Regions from separate parts of the Homo sapiens genome. Here region 1 is linked to region 2. A link is a loop called in an ENCODE intact Hi-C map of the cell type or tissue named here. Cell type or tissue: natural killer cell. All regions are shown on one strand. Links, peaks and the distances in the headings refer to the core of each region. The heading gives the core; the rest is flanking DNA.

The links. Hi-C counts contacts between places; a loop is a spot of excess contacts. Peaks named below come from ENCODE experiments on the same cell type or tissue, not always from the same donor. Only the 100,000 strongest peaks of a DNase experiment are listed, where the experiment ranks them.
Region 1: a loop joins it to region 2, with 3 times the contacts of the local background. A loop is called at or near these places in 5 of 110 quality-filtered maps.

The regions. Positions count from the first base shown.
Region 1 is chr11:66,381,048-66,387,827 of GRCh38, forward strand. No RefSeq gene overlaps it. Among named protein-coding and RNA genes, the nearest start is that of SLC29A2, 13 kb to the left of the region's middle. RefSeq lists enhancers at 1,506-2,006, 2,007-2,507, 5,131-5,425. In natural killer cell, for the core only: CTCF peaks have their summits at 5,328 (motif pointing right) and 5,527; a DNase peak (open chromatin) is centred at 5,304.
Region 2 is chr11:66,218,043-66,227,771 of GRCh38, forward strand. It overlaps PACS1 (phosphofurin acidic cluster sorting protein 1), which reads left to right. Exons shown (of 24, transcript NM_018026.4): 8 at 1,704-1,763; 9 at 2,589-2,749; 10 at 3,112-3,205; 11 at 9,462-9,542. Among named protein-coding and RNA genes, the nearest start is that of KLC2, 35 kb to the right of the region's middle. RefSeq lists enhancers at 4,528-4,627, 4,688-4,927, 4,733-5,233, 5,234-5,734. In natural killer cell, for the core only: a CTCF peak has its summit at 4,820 (motif pointing right); a DNase peak (open chromatin) is centred at 4,819; H3K27ac peaks cover 1,101 bases.

The DNA of each region.
Region 1 (6,780 bases), core at 3,870-6,369, 160 kb after region 2:
CGTCAGAAAGTGTTTTTTTTTTGTTTTTTGTTTTTGTTTTTTTTTTGAAACTTAGTCTCGCTCTGTCTCCCAGGCTGGAGTGCAACGGCGCGATCTGGGCTCACTGCAAGCTCCGCCTCCCGGGTTGACGCCATTCTCCTGCCTCAGCCTCCCGAGAAGCTGGGACTACAGGCGCCCGCCACCACCAGGCGCCCGGCTAATATTCTGTATTTTGTTTAGTAGAGACGGGGTTTCACCGTGTTAGCCAGGATGGTCTCAATTTCCTGACCTCGTGATCCACCTGCCTTGGCCTCCCAAAGTGCTGGAAAGAAAGATGTTTTTATATGTTCCCTAGCATTTTTTTTGAGATGGAGTTTTGCTCTTGTTGCCCAGGCTGGAGTGCAATGCTGTGATCTCAGCTCACCACAACCTCCACCTCCTGGGTTCAAGCGATTCTCCTGCCTCAGTCTCCCAGGTAGCTGGAGTTACAGGCATGCGCCACCACGCCCAGCTAATTTTGTATTTTTAGTAGAGACGGGGTTTCTCCATGTTGGTCAGGCTGGTCTCAAACTCCCGACCTCAGGTGATCTGCCCACCTCGGCCTCCCAAAGTACTGGGATTACAGGCGTGAGCCACCGTGCCTGGCCTTCTCCGGCATTTTAGTTGCACTATACCGGGAGCAGTTTCTCTGAATCATATTGCCTGACTCCTTAAACTTGTTTTTGTTTAATAACGTTGTTCATTGTATAGCTAAACCATAATGTTTTAAAGTAGTCCCCTATTGGCTGGGTGTAGTGGCTCACGCCTGTAATTCCAGTACTTTGGGAGGCCAAGATGGGAGGATCTCTTGAGACCAGGAGTTCGAGACCAGTCTGGTCAACATAGTGTGACCTCATCTCTTAAAAAAAAGAAAAAATGGCCGGGCGCGGTGGCTCATGCCTGTAATCCCAGCACTTTGGGAGGTCGAGGCGGGCGGATCACGAGGTCAGGAGATCGAGACCATCCTGGCTAACATGGTGAAATCCCGTCTCTACTAAAAATACAAAAAAAATTAGCAGGGCGTGGTGACTGGGGCCTGTAGTCCCAGCTACTTGGGCGGCTGAGGCAGGAGAATGGCGGGAACCCAGGAGGCGGAGCTTGCAGTGAGCCGAGATCACGCCACTGCACTCCAGCCTGGGTGACAGAGCGAGACTACGTCTTAAAAAAAGAAAAGAAAAAAAAAAGAAAAGAAAAGAAAAAAGAAAAAAGGCTGAGAGGCTGAGGCAGGAGAATCGCTTGAACCCGGGAGGTGGAGACTGCAGTGACTCGAGATTGCGCCACTGCACTCCAGCCTGGGCAACAAGAGCGAGACTCCATCTCAAAAAAAAAAAAAAAAAAGTAGTCCCCTATCGATGGACATTTACGTTAGATTGTTTCCAATCTAGAAAAAAGTACAAAAAGAAAAAAAAGCATAAAATAAACAAGAAACAAAAACAAACACAAAAATAAAATAGATGATTTCCATTCATCTGTTATTATAAATAATGGTGCAATGAATAACATTTGGGAGTTTATCTGTAGGTGAAATTCCTAGAAGTGGAAATGCTTTCGAGGATATATACAGCTAAATTTTTTTTACACCTGTAATTTTAATAGATGCTGCTAAATTGCTCTCCACAGAGATTGCACCAGTTCACAGTTCCACCAGCTATATATGTTGGTGCCTGTTATCCAGCCAGCAGGATGTTGTTAAATGTTTTGTTCTTTTTTTTTTTTTTTTTGAGACAGAGTTTTGCTCTTGTTGCCCAGGCTGGAGTGCAATGGCGCGATCTTGGCTCACTACAACCTCTGCCTCCCGGGTTCAAGCAACTCTGCCTCCCGGGTTCAAGCAACTCTGCCTCAGCCTCCTGAATAGCTGGAATTACAGGCATGCGCCACCACGCCTGGCTAATTTTTTTTTTTTTGTATTTTTCGTAGAGACGGGGTTTCTCAATGTTGGTCAGGCTGGTCTTGAACTCCCAACCTCAGGTAATCCGCCCACCTCAGCCTCTCAAAGTGCTGAGATTATAGGTGTCAGCCACTGCACCTAGCACTTTTTTTTTTTTTTTTTTTTTTTTTTGAGACAGAGTTTCATTCTTGTTGCCCAGGCTGGAATGCAATGGGCGATCTTGGCTCACTGAAACTTCTGCCTCCTGGGTTCAAGCGATTCTCCTGCCTCAGCCTCTCGAGTAGCTGGGATTACAGCAGCGCGCCACCACGCCTGGCTAATTTTTTGTAGTTTTGGTAGAGATGGGGTTTCACCAAGTTGGTGAGGCTGGTCTCGAACTCCTGACCTCAGGCGATCTGCCCTCCTCGGCCTCCCAAAGTACTGGGATTATAGGCGTGAGCCACCGTGCCCAGCCTAAATGTTTTGTTCTTAACCAAACTGTAGGTGGAAACTGGTATCAGTATAGTTTCAATTGGCATTAACCTTTTGCTGTGGGTTAGCAACTTTTAATAGTTAAATCATATAAAGTTGTCAGTTTTATAAGTCAAAAGTCAATATTGGCAACTTTATATATGGTTCAAGCTAATCTATTTAAAAGCCTCTTTTTCTGAGAACTGTTTCTGTTATTTGTCCATTTTTCTACTGGGTTGTTGCTCTTTTTGTTGCTTCTTAATAGTGAATGGCAAGAGGTCTTTTTTTTTTTTTTTTTTTTTTGAGACGGAGTCCCGCTCTGTCGCCCAGGCTGGAGAGCGCAGTGGCGCAATCTCTGCTCACTGCAAGCTCCGCCTCCCGGGTTCATGCCATTCTCCTGCCTCAGCCTCCCAAGTAGCTGGGACTACAGGCGCCTGCCACCACGCCCAGCTAATTTTTTGTATTTTTAGTAAAGACGGGGTTTCACAGAGTTAGCCAGGATGGCATCGATCTCCTGACCTCATGATCCACCCACCTTGGCCTCCCAAAGTGCTGGGATTACAGGCATGAGCCACCGCACCCGGCCGGCAAGAGGTGGCCTCCCAAAGTACTGGGATTACAGGCGTGAGCCAACCGCACCCGGCCGGCAAGAGGTCTTTATTTTGGGAAAATTAAACGTTTGTGTGTCATACGAGTTGTGAATTTTTTCTTAGTTTGTCACTTGACTTTGCTGATGGTGGTTTTTCTCTGCGGATTCTTTTTGTTTTTGTTTTTGTTTTGAGATGGGGTCTCACTTTGTCACCCAGGCTGGAGTGCAGTGGCATGATCTCGGCTCACTGCAACCTCCACCTCCCAGGCTCAAGCCATCTTCCCACCTCAGCCTCCTGAGTAGCTGGGACTACAGATGCACGCCACCATGCCCGGCTAATTTTTTGTATTTTTGGTAGAGACAGGGTTTCACCATGTTGCCTGGGCTGTTCTCAAACTCCTGAGCTCAAGCAATCCGCCCGCCTTGGCCTCTCAAAGTGCTGGGATTACAGGCATAAGCCACTGCACCTGGCCTATGCAGATATTCTTGATGTCGACTTTGGTCACCTGGTTAAGTCACGTTTGCCAAGTTTATCTAGTATAAAGTTACTATTTGTCAGCCGGGCACGGTGGCTCACGCCTGTAATCCTAGCTTGGGAGGGAGACAGAGGCGGGCGGATCATGAGGTCAAGAGATCGAGACCATTCTGGCCAACACGGTGAAACCCCCGTCTCTACTAAAAATACAAAACTTAGCTAGGCATGGTGGCACACCCCTGTAGTCCCAGCTACTTGGGAGGCTGAGCCAGGAGAATCGCTTGAAACTGGGAGCCAGAGAGCTGAGATCATGCCACTGCACTCCATCCTGGGAGACAGAGCAAGACTCCGTCTCAAAAAAAAAAAAGTTATTATTTGTCCTTTCCATACCCTATTCTTTGGAGGCTAGTTGCTAAGTCCAGCCTACAGTTACAGGAGGATGGTACTAAGCTCTACCTCTTGGATTAAGGAGTATCTCTATATATTACATATTATTTGAAATTCTTCTGTAAGGATGATTTGTCTCTTCTCCCCTATTTGCTTATTTATTCAATTATTTTATATCAGTATGATCAGTATAGACTCATGTGGATATATTTCATACTTTGACTTATAATTCAATACCATGCTATTTACTTTGTTGCTCAAATTGTTCCAGCATTGGCTGCTGGAATTTCTTTCAAGTTGGCTTCCATGGCCCTGTGACATGTGACAGGCTTTTTTTTTTTTTTTTTTGAGACAGAGTCTTGCTCTGTCGCCCAAGCTGGAGTGCAGTGGCACGATCTCGGCTCACTGCAAGCTCCGCCTCCCGGGTTCACACCATTCTCCTGCCTCGGCCTCCTGAGTAGCTGGGACTACTGGCGCCTGCCACAACGCCCGGCTAATTTTTTTTTCGTATTTTCAGTAGAGGCGAGGTTTCACCGTGTTAGCCAGGATGGTCTCGATCTCCTGACATGGCGATCTGCCCGCCTTGGCCTCCCAAAGTGCTGGGATTACAGGCATGAGCCACCGCGCCTGGCCTTTTTTTTTTTTTTTTTTTTTTTTAATAATCAGAATCTCATTCTGTTGCCAGGCTGGAGTGCAGGGGTGTGATTATACCTCATGGCAGCCTTGAACTCTTGGGCTCAAGCAATCCTCCCACCTCAGCCTCCTGAGAAACTGGGACTATAGGTATGTATCACCATGTCCAGCTAATGTAATTTTTTTTTTTTTTTTTTGAGATGGAGTCCCTCTCTGTTGCCCAGGCTGGAGTGCAGTGGCGCCATCTGGGCTCACTGCAACCTCCGCCTCCCAGGTTCAAGCTATTCTTCTGCCTCAGCCTCCCGAGTAACTGGGATTACAGGCAAGAGCCACCATGCCTGGCTAATTTTTGTATTTTTAGTAGAGATGGGGTTTCACCATGTTGGCCAGGCTGGTCACCAACTCCTGACCTCAGGTGATCCACCTGCCTTGGCCTCCCAAAGTGCTGGGATTACAGTCGTGAGCCACCGCTCCTGGCCAAGACCATGTTTCTTAAAAAACAAACAAACAACAACAACAAAACAAATATCTATATCTATATCTATATATCTATATATATAGATATAGATATATATACACACACACACATAAGCAGAGGGACAGGAACCAAGAACATCACACGATTTCACATCCTAGGGTCCTCCAGAGCTCAGATTATAGATGGATGGCCGGGAGGGGGTGTCTACCACTCTAATTTGTTAATCACCAGAGAATCGCTTGAACCCGGGAGACGGAGGTTGCACTGAGCTAAGATTGCGCCATTACACTCCAGCTTGGGCAACAGAGCGAGACTACATCTCAAAGAAAAACAAAAACAGCTTGGCTAAAAAGACCAGCTCGGCCTTGCCAGGAGTGTCCACAAGGGGGCAGTCGAACATTTGCTTACGAGTTCCCCAAGGGCGAAAGATCGGTTTTTAACCTCATTCAGGAACGGAAGATGGAATCTCGGGCTTTGACGGTCGATAAATTAGAAATAAGATCCTTGCACAAAGCCAGAACCCTTGAAGGGCTGCAATCACTTTGTAAGGAAGACCAGTAAACTTCCCACTGGCCAGGGAGGCAACCGGGAAGCTCATCTCAGCTGTTGCCTTGGCTGGGAATAAAACAAGGTTTCCTAATCTCCAGGCGGGCAAGGAGCCTAAATCAGTCTATTCCGTGGGAAATTCAAGCTGATACATTATCATAAAAATTAATCCCAGGCTGTTTCTATATCATGGTCTGAGTTTTTGTCCTCCTATTCCAATAAATGTGTTGAAACATAATCATCAATGTGATACTATGGAGGGGGGTGATTAGATCATGAAGGTAGATTCCTTATAAATGGAATGGCGTCTGTATAAAAGAGGCTTCAGGGAGTTCCCTCACGCCTTCCATCATGTGAGAACACGTGAGAATGTGCAATCTGTGAACCAGGAAACAGGTCTTCACCAGATAAAGAACCTGAGAGTGACTTGATCTTAGACTTCCCAGCCTCCAGAACTTTGGGAAATAAATTTCTGTTGTTTACAAGCCACTCAGTCTATGGTATTTTGTTGCAGCAGCTCTAACAGACTAAAACAGCAGAAGCAACTACAAGAACACTTTGGTGGAACACAGCCCTTCTCAACATGCTCACAGCCATATGAAGAAACAACTTCCCATGAGCAAGAATGAGCAGACAGCCATCAAAAGCATTACCTCCTTTAGGGGCTAACTCATGTTTCTGGGTAGAAGCTTTATAATAAGTCTCAACAGGCTGGGCGCAGTGGCTCAGGCCTGTAATCCCAGCACTTTGGGAGGCCGAGGTGGGAGGATCACTTCAGCTTGGGAGTTCCAGACCAGCCCGGGCAACACGGCAAAACCCTGTCTCTACCAAAAATACAGAAAATTAGCCTGGCCTGGTGGTATGCACCTGTAGTCCCAGCTACTTGAGAGGCTGAGGTGGGAGGATTGCTTTTGAGCCTGGGAGGCAGAGGTTGCAGTGGGCCAAGATCTCACCACTGCACTCCAGCCTAGGTGACAGAGTGAGACTCCATTAAAAAAAAAAAATTCTCAACAACTTAACTTGTTATTTTCTCAACAACTTAACATGTTATTTTAATGTTATAATTAAACTCTTAGGGTTATTTTATAGCATATGAAAACTGCTTTTGAAATTCATCTTGGAGAAGACATGAGAGAGAATAACTAATGACAGATTTAATTTTTTTTTTTTGAGACAGAGTCTCACTCTGTTGCCCAGGCTGGAGTGCAGTGGTGCAATCTTGACTCACTGCAACCTCCGCCTCCTGGGTTCAAGTGATTTTCCTGCCTCAGCCCATTGAGTAGCTGGGATTACAGGCGCCTGCCACCACGTCCGGC
Region 2 (9,729 bases), core at 3,517-6,016:
ACTCAGTGACCTCCCTTAGTGCCTGTCTCCTCTGTGCATGCGCATTCTTCTCTCCCACCAAGAACACAGATGTACTTGACCTTCTGTGAACATGTCTCATGCTGCTCTGTCACTGGGAGCTCGACTTTTTTTCTCTGCTGTGAATGCCCTTTCTGCCCTTTCTCTGAAGACCTATCAGCCTCGCAAGTTCATTGTTTTCATCCCCAGATGGCGAGTCTGTCATTCAGGCAGGAAGTACATACAACCACAGGCTAAGCATCGTGCCCAGAGACAAAGAGATAGGGCCCAGTCCATGCCATCAAGCGCACAGTGTCTAGTGACACCACACATTTCAACAAATAATTACAGCCCAGTAGGACAGGTGCCATAAGACAGAGCTTTGCAATGACACCAGGGGACTGTGGCCACCTGTCCCAGGAGTGCCAGGACAGCTTCCCAGATGAGATGCTGAGAGATGGGTTTTTTAAAATAAAACTTCACCAAGTGGATTTGGGGAAAATTTTTATTCAAGGCAGAAGATACCCTATATAAAGACCCAGTACAGTGCTGTGGCTCACGCCTGTAATCCCAGCACTTTGGGAGGCCGAGGCAGGCGCATCACAAGGTCAGGAGATCGAGACCGTCCTGGCCAACATGGTGAAACCCCGTCTCTACTAAAAATACAAAAATTAGCTTGGTGTGGTGGCACGTGCCTGTAATCCCAGCTACTCAGGAGGCTGAGGCAGGAGAGTCACTTGAACCAGGGAGGCAGAGGTTGCAGTGATCCGAGATCACCTCACTGCACTCCAGCCTGGCAACAGAGCAAGACTCCATCTCTAAAAAAAAAAAAAAAGGCCCAGTACAACAGCATGCAGTTTTTCCCAGGAACTCAAAGCAGTGAGTTTCCACTTGACTATGGGGTGTGAAGGGTCAAATAGAGAGATAAGGCTAGAAACAGGCAGACCCAGGCTTCGGACACGTACAGGCCTGACTGCTGAGCTCTGTTCAAGTAGTGGAGGCCAATGAAGACTTCTAGTCGGAGGGTAGCATGAGCAGGTTTGCACTCGGAAGGACCACTGTGGGCTGTGGAGGGAGAAAGACCAGAAGCAGGTGGGCAGGGTATGAGATGTCAGCTGAAGGCTGTTGCTATGATCCCAGAGAGGCAAGGAGAAAGGCCTGACTGGAAACAGTGGTGTCACAGATGGAAAAGGGAGGATCTGGGGTAGCTAGAATGGGCCTGCGGGGAGAACGAGAAGGAGAGACTCCAGGCGTAGATGTTGGTTCAGGTGTGTTGGCGACATCAGTAAGAGGATCGGGGTGCAAGGAGAAGACGGGACGCTGCGTTCCACCGTGGAGGTGGTAAGGCTGAGGTGCCCGCGCTGTGCATGCGCAGGTAGGAGTCAGCAGTGGGCACTGTGAATCCGAAGGGCAAGAGAAAGGGATGAGCTGGAGACCCACATTTGGGAGGTGTTGGGGCACAGGGGGGTGGAGGACCTGGGGATAGACATTCCTTCTCCCCGCAGCTGCACCCAAGGCCCAGGAGCTACACTGGAATTTGGCCTGTCTTCCTGACAGGCTTTGAGTGCCAAGGGCAGAGACCAAGTCCTCCAGTCTTCGTGTCTTCCCACAGCTCGTCATGAAAGTGGGCTCTGGTGGGTGTTTATTGACTTGAATTGACCCCAAGTGGACGTTGCTGAGAACTGTCATGCGATTTGTCCCTACAGCAACCTAACATCAAACAGAAGTTTGTGGCCCTCCTGAAGCGGTTTAAAGTTTCAGATGAGGTATGGCCTCTTACTCCCAAGGTTAATGGTGAGTAGAATTCCCCGGGTTTCACCCAGCATCCCTGGAGTACACTCTGTATTGCCACTGAGAGTCAGGATTCTAGGATTAATATTCCTGCTCCCCGTGGCATACCTGGTAGAGCCCTAAGGGAGAGGGTGGCTAAGAAGGACTTAAGCAAGCAGAGGAGAGAGAGGCTATGCACACAACGCAGGGCAGCACAGCTACGCCCGACCCTTGGTGATGCGCAAGCCTCTGGCATGCGATACAGGGACAGACCCAGCGGATGCTGCTGCGGTTGTCACTTAATTTCCCCTCTTATCCCACGGGAACATCAGTGAGCAGCAGCTTGTGAGGTGGAAATGTCCTTGTTGGTCAGCCCTGGAATAACCAGGAATGGGGCTGCTGAGAGAGAAGCAGTCTTTTCCCTGGGCTCCGGGAGGGGCCCGTTTCCACAGGCCTCTCAGTGGGCTAACAGAGGGATAAAGATGAAAATTGTTGAGAGCGATTGCTTCGCCTTCCTGTGAGCTGTAAGGAGGGTAGGAAGAACCCACATGGGCGATGGGCCTCGGGATTCCTCAGCTGTCCCTCCTGGCACAGCTTCACAGTGTGGAGCGGTGGCAGGAACTGGGGGGAAGGTGGCCTCACCATGTCCCCGCCCTCAGGCTGGATCATGGAAATGACGTGAAGGTTACTCCAGCCAGTGTGAAGCTCTGGCATGTCCCTTAAGCAGGACTATAAGGGCAGCCCAGGAGAAAGGAGCTGCTCATCAACCAAAATTGTTAATAGGGATGACCCTAAATTCAGAGACTCCTTTTTCCCTGCAGGTGGGCTTTGGGCTGGAGCATGTGTCCCGCGAGCAGATCCGGGAAGTGGAAGAGGACTTGGATGAATTGTATGACAGTCTGGAGATGTACAACCCCAGCGACAGTGGCCCTGAGATGGAGGAGACAGAAAGCATCCTCAGCACGCCAAAGCCCAAGCTCAAGTGAGCCCCCCTCTCTGTAGCTGGCCTCCAGACTCTCCTTCCTGGCCATAGCAGTCTCCTGACCCCTCCCTCGCTGTCCCCTCTATTACCAGAGAATCTTGGTCCTTCATCCTTTCTGAACCTCTGGCTGTCTTGGAGAAGGTCACTGTTTTGCCTCTCACTGACAGAAGTCCTATAGGACTCTCAGGAAGTACCCCCTCTCCTGACCCGCCCCTCCTCTTCACCCTGCACTTCCCTGCTCACCGGGCGTTCTGGACACCTGTAGCTTGTTGACCCACCCTGAATGCCAGCTCCATTCAACTCTCCCAGCATGCTGTTCTGAGCCCTGGCAGCACTGACCCTGGCTGTGCTCTTCACCACAGGCCTTTCTTTGAGGGGATGTCGCAGTCCAGCTCCCAGACGGAGATTGGCAGCCTCAACAGCAAAGGCAGCCTCGGAAAAGACACCACCAGCCCTGTGAGCGCAACCGCGACTGCGGGGCGGGGTGGGACCGTGGCATGTCAGGGCTCGACGCTCTGGCCCTCTGCATCTCTGATCAGGGCTCATGTTGTGACCTTAGAAAAGTGGCCCCATTGGCTGGGCATGGTGGATCACAACTGTAATCCTGGCACTTTGGGAGGTGGAGTCGGGCAGATCATGAGGTCAAGAGATTGAGAGCATTCTGGCCAACATGGTGACACCCCATCTCTACTAAAAATACAAAAATTACCTGGGCGTGATGGTGTGCACCTGTAGTCCCAGCTACTCAGGAGGATGAGGCAGGAGAATCACTTGAAGCCGGGAGGCGGAGGTTGCAGTGAGCCAAGATTGAGCCACTGCACTCCAGCCTGGCGACAGAGCGAGATTCCCTCAAAAAAAAAAAAAAAAGAAAAGAAAAAAGAAAATGGCCTCATCTTGTTTCAGCCTCAGTTTTCCTCCCCTCAGTCTGGCTGGGAGCTTAGCTCTTTGGGGTCATTGCTGTGTCAGGCTGGGTTGTTCCTTTTGGTCTGTTTCTGCCATGGCCCAGCGCCTTCCCTCTCAGAATACATACAATCTCCCCCTCTGCTGGGCGTGGTGACTCATGTCTATAATCCCAGCTCTTTGGGAGGCCAGGGCGGGTGGATCACTTGAGCCTAGGAGTTCGAAACCAGCCTGAGCAACATGGTGAAAGCCCATCTCTACGAAAAATGCAAAAGTTAGCCAGGCATGGTGGTGCACGTCTGTAGACCCAGCTACTTGGGAGGCTGAGGCAGGAGGATCCCTTGAGCCCAGGAGGCAGAAGCTGCAGTGAGCTGTGATCGCACCACTGCTCTCCAGCCTAGGTGACAGAACAAGACCTTATCTCAACAAACAAAAACCTCTCCCTTCGTGTCTGTTCTGTGGTAGCTGAGAGTGTGGCATGGAGTGGGCGTTTGGCCAGTAGTGAGTGGCCCTGCACCAGACTGGGGAAGGAGCAGGTATGGAGAGGAGGGGAGCCACTGAGACGTGCTCAGGAGGCCCTAGTAGGCTTTATTGGGCCAAGAATCCATAGAGGGGAGCAGTGCCCCGAGAAAATTTATAATTTAGTCAAGAGGTTTCCATTTTTTCTGGTGAGCAAGGGGAAAAGGGGGCATGTACTGTAGCAGCCGGAGCCACGACCTGGGCCTTGCTCCGCCCCTCCTAGAAAGGCCCTGCTCCCTCAGCAGATCACAGGCAGGGGTGGGTGTGAGCCTGAAGTGACCTCAGGCCCTAGGAAGCTGCTCTTCCTTCGTTTACAATGGAAGGCAAGTGAGTGTTGTCGCGATGTGAGTGCCCAGCTTAGGATTTGCCCTCCAAAGCCCAGTGTCTTTTCTGTAGATCAAAGAAACAAATCCTTTAAGTCCTCCTGTTCACCTGCTTTACTGGCAGATGAAGCCTACTCATGGTTCACCAGGGGGAATACCAAACTCGCCCTGCAGATCGGTAGTAATTGTGCGGAGATGATAGGAAACAGGAGAGGCCTCTACCGCTGAAAAGCACGGGTCTGAAAGGGCAGGTGCCTGTCCTGGAAACCACCTTCTCTTGGGGCATCCCCTGGCTGCCCTTCTGCCTGTTGCCACCAGGTGGGGCTCTCTCCCAGCTCACCGTTCTTCCTGCTTAGGACAGCGCCCCACGTGACGTTAGTGAGGCAATGCATGGGAAACTGCAGCCCAAACAGACTCCTCCCTGGGAGAAACCCCAGCCCTGCCCCTGCAGACCCTGCACCCTAGACGCCGTTCCAGGCCGGGTTCATGGGGATCCAAGAACTGAGGAGACCTCGATTTACAAAAAAAAAAAAAAAAAAAAAAAACTCTTTCTAAATTTATTTTTTATTTTTATTGGAGTCGGAGTTTTGCTCTTATCGCCCAGGCAGGAGTGCAATGGAGCGATCTCGGCTCACTGCAACTTTCACCTCCCGGGTGCCAGCGATTCTCCTGCCTCAGCCTCCCGAGTAGCTGGGACTGCAGGCACGTGCCACCCACACCCGGCTAATTTTTGTATTTTTAGTAGAGATGGGGTTTCTCCATGTTGGCCAGGCTGGTCTCAAACTCCTGACCTCAGGTGATCCGCCCGCCTCAGCTTCCCAAAGTGCTGGGATTAGAGGCTTGAGCCGCTGTGCCCGGCCTATTTTTTTTTTTTTGAGATAGGGTCTCGCTGTACTCCCCAGGCTGGAGTGCAGTGTGTACCCAGCCACCTCACTTTCTTTGGTATTAGTGTTTAGGATGTGGCTTGGAGATGCATTTCCTCACATGGAACTGCTGAATGGCCCTGCTGAATTGACAGCATCCACATGGGCAAACCCTACTGGGCAAACCCTACCCCTGGCCATGAGAGCTAAATTCCCTCTTAACTATATGGGATGACTCTAGAAAGATACCTGGGAGCTGGCTGAGGGAGGACTCTTTCTTAGTGTTCTAGGAATGTAGAGCAAGTGCCCTAATATAACAAAATGTAACTAAATCACTAACTGAGACAGTGCCCCAAAAGCAGTAAGCAGAACACCTAACACTGTGGATGTTCAATAAATGTTAGTTACCTGACTTATAAAACTTACAGAAAAAATTACTTAGACACTCTGAGCCTCGGTGCCTCATCTGTAGGGTTGTGGTGTCGGTATAGGAGCCCATTTGGCTCAAAAGCCAGTTGAGGGCGGACACGGTGGCTCAAACCTGTAATCCCAGCACTTTGGGAGGCCGAGGTGGGTGGACCACTTGAGGTCAGGAGTTCGAGACCAGCCTGGCCAACATGGCAAAACCCTGTTTCTACTAAAAATACAAAATTAGCCAGGCATGGTGATGCACACCTGTAATCCCAGCTACTCGCGTGGCTGAGGCAGAGAATTGCTTGAACCTGGGAAGCAGAGGTTGCATTGAGCCAAGATCCCGCCACTGCACTCCAGCCTGGGTAACAGAGCAAGACTCCATCTCAAAAAAAAAAAAAAAAAAAAAGCCAGGTGAGTGTCAGCCTTTATAATATGATGGCCTAAGGGCCTCTGTCAGGGCAAAAACACATTTGGGACAGGGTAGAGCTTCTGAGTTTGAGTCTTGACTCCACCACTCCACTGACTGTGTGATCTTGGGCATGTTACCACGCCTTTGCTTCCTCATCTACAAGGTACGTGTTAAAGCTCGTGCCTCCCAAGGTAGTGAGGAGATGGAACAGGATCATGCACATCAGACTGCTGCGTGGGGTGTGCCTGATTGACTTACTGCACACAGAGCACTGCTCATTGCTCACCGACTACTATTGCTTTTATTATTATAATTCCTTAGTGCCATTTCAGTTGTGGACTCCTAAAATTGATAGAATCTAGATGTCTTTTTAGTGAGTCCTTCAAATTCTGGTTCCCTTGGCCACGTTTCAGACTCACTTTGCTGGTTCTGTGCTGATATTTCTATTTTGAAGAGCCCCATATGTCTGGATGTGGGTGTGAAACTTTGGAATCCTTTGGTATGAAAGGCGCTTTGGGAACAGCAGAACCAGACTGCGCTCTTAAATGGAGAACTTCTGAATGGATTAGGAAAAACCACGAGATTGTGCACCTGTAGGCAGGTGTGCACGCACCACCTCAACTTGTGTCCTCTCTTCCCTGGTTTCCTAGCACTGTTATTTATTTATTTTTCTTAATCTTGCTTTTTGTTCCCCACATTTTAGAGGATTCAGTTTATCGCTAGAACCAGAAAGAATTTCTCCTGATACGAATTATTCCAGTTGTTGAATTTTCCCAAGGCTTGAGCACACAATGGCAACATAATTTGGTTCTCCAAGCTGATAACAATGAGCCCTGACAGTGCGTCAGGGCAGCCACAGATGCAGACTTCCAGCCAGGACTGCCTGCTGCTAAGTCGCTATTTCCACAGCACTATAAATAATGGCATTAGAGCCTAGTCCTTCATGAAATGATAGCCTACACATTACCCACTCTTGCCCCCTTCTCTCTGACACGGGCCTACACTCTTACCCTTCAGCAGCTGACATTGTCCATGAGCACAGTGGTGCAGACTTCTGGGACCTCTAGTGATACCTCATCCATATCCCATGCCAAACACTTGGTCAGACACAGCTGGAGTCCTGCTGGTGTTCCAACATCTTTTGGGGGAAAAAGCCCTTTAGTGTTTATAGAAGCAGGAACAGAAATGTGATGAAATTGGGAATTTGTCCCCAGGAGGATTGTCTGGGACATCTGGAAGAGCCAGTAAATAGCCAGCAGGTGTCCTCTAAGCCCAATCCAAGTTAAAGATATTATCAGGAGATGGATATGCTAATTACCTTGATTTAATCATTTCACAGTGTATCCATACATCAAAACATGTTGTATACTGTAAATATATACAATTTTTATTTGTCAATTATAGCTTAATAAAGCTGGGAGGAATAAAGATCTTAATAAATGTTGCAGCTTTGACATGGAAGCAATGCTGTAGCTGTCATAGGGCTTAACAACAAGGCGTGCTACTTCAAAACCTCCCAGCAGACCTGTGTTATCACCCAGTTCATTCTCTTTAAAACGCGTTTAATTAATTTGTCATATTGAGATCGAAAATGGAGTGAAATTATCTCTAGTCTCAGGTCTAACCAGAGCTTTTCCATGATTCTAGATTCTATTAATGTTGGCCGAGGCTGGGCGTGGTGGCTCACACCTGTAATCCCAGCACTTTGGGAGGCTGAGGCAGGTGGATCACTTGAGGTCAGGAGTTCAAGACCAGCCTGGTCAATCAACATGGTAAAAGCTGTCTCTACCAAAAATACAAAAATTAGGCAGGCATGGTGGCAGACGCTTGTAATCCTAGCTAATCAGGAAGCTGAGGCAGGAAAATCACTTGAACCCGGGAGGCAGAGGTTGCAGTGAGCCAAGATTGCACCACTACACCCCAGCCTGGGCAATAGAGTGAGATTCAGTCTCAAAAAAACAACAGCAACAACAACATTGGCTGATCATATAGAGAAGGTGTAAATGAGCTAGCTCTGCAATCTGGAAGCAACCTGTTCTGTGGCTGTGAGCCATTACACAAGCCAAACCATCTGAAGATCTGGGGTCCCAGAGTCTGGCTCAGGCATGCTGAGTTAGTCCTGCAAATGGCCTGGAGCAGGGGTTCTCAACTGGGGATGATTTTGCCTCCCAGACATATGGCAATGATTGGAGACATTTTTGTTTGTCACAAATGAGGGAGTGGAGAGTTGCCACTACCAGCACCTAGTGAGTAGAGGCCAGGGATGCTGCCAGACATCCCACAGTACACAGGACAGGCCCCCACAATAAGAATGAGCCAGCCCCAAATGTCAATCGTGCCAAGGTGGAGGAACCCTGGTTTAGAGTGTGACATAGGGAGCCTGCTGTGGTGATCCTTGTTCCATAGTTTACTAGGTGACCCTGAACTTACTAGCCTGATGCTTCTCAGTATTATATGATTGACTCAGAGAAAGGACTTTGAGTCATTGGGAGGAAGTGGGATATCATTTATATTTTTCTGCCTCCTATGGTTCCCTACAAGAAACAAAAAGATTCACTAAAGCCAGTACCTTCCCTGCATCTAAGACCTACAACCCACACGTCACTGCTGGTGACTTTGAGTTGCTGTCTGCACAGCAAGAAGCAATATTAACAAATACGAAAATCTGGTTATGTGTCTATATTTGCAAAGGAAATTTTTAATATTTATGAGAAATGCTAATAAGAGTTGGGGACAAATGGAGAATTAATTTACACCTAAATGGCTTAACATTGGGTGTCTTTCTGCTTAGTATATCCTGTTAGAGGGTTTTCTGGATGTTCCCACCAAGCAAAAAGCATTTGGCTACCATGGATGTCTTTAGTCTCAAAATCAAAGACCTGAACCTAGCATACTCCTTTCTCTGGCAAGCAAAGGAGGCCTCCCCTCTATGTCCTTCCTGGGCAAGTGTATTCACTGGATCCAGGGTCAAAGACTTCATGGATGCAATAGCAAAGCCATCTAAATTTTGAGCTTCTCTTGCCTAGTGACACCTCGTGGAGTCAGAATTTCTGGGTTCTGAATCTCCGTGTTATTGACTTGATGACAAAGATAACTGATCCCTCCAAAACCTGGTTTTCACAGAAATGTACCCGCCTCCCCGGCCCACATAAGAAAAAAGCCCTGAAGATTTTATGAGGTTTGAGATTAAATGAAAGTATTTTAAGCTTCATAGGGACCTAGTAAAACAAATTAAAGTGGTAGTTATTTGGATCAGTGATAACTAATTCTTATAATTTTTGCAGATGGAATTGGCTGCTCTAGAAAAAATTAAATCTACTTGGATTAAAAACCAAGATGACAGCTTGACTGAAACAGACACTCTGGTATGTATGGGTCAGTTTCCTGTTTCAGCTGTTTCAAATAGTGTTTGTCCCTTTAGAAATAACGGCAGAAGGACCCTCAGGACCACCATAGAAATTTCACCTAAATCTGCAGGCTTATGAATGTCCTGCACTCTCTTTCTCCTGAAATCCTTACCCGTGGAATGCAACCTACTACCTGGTGTAGACA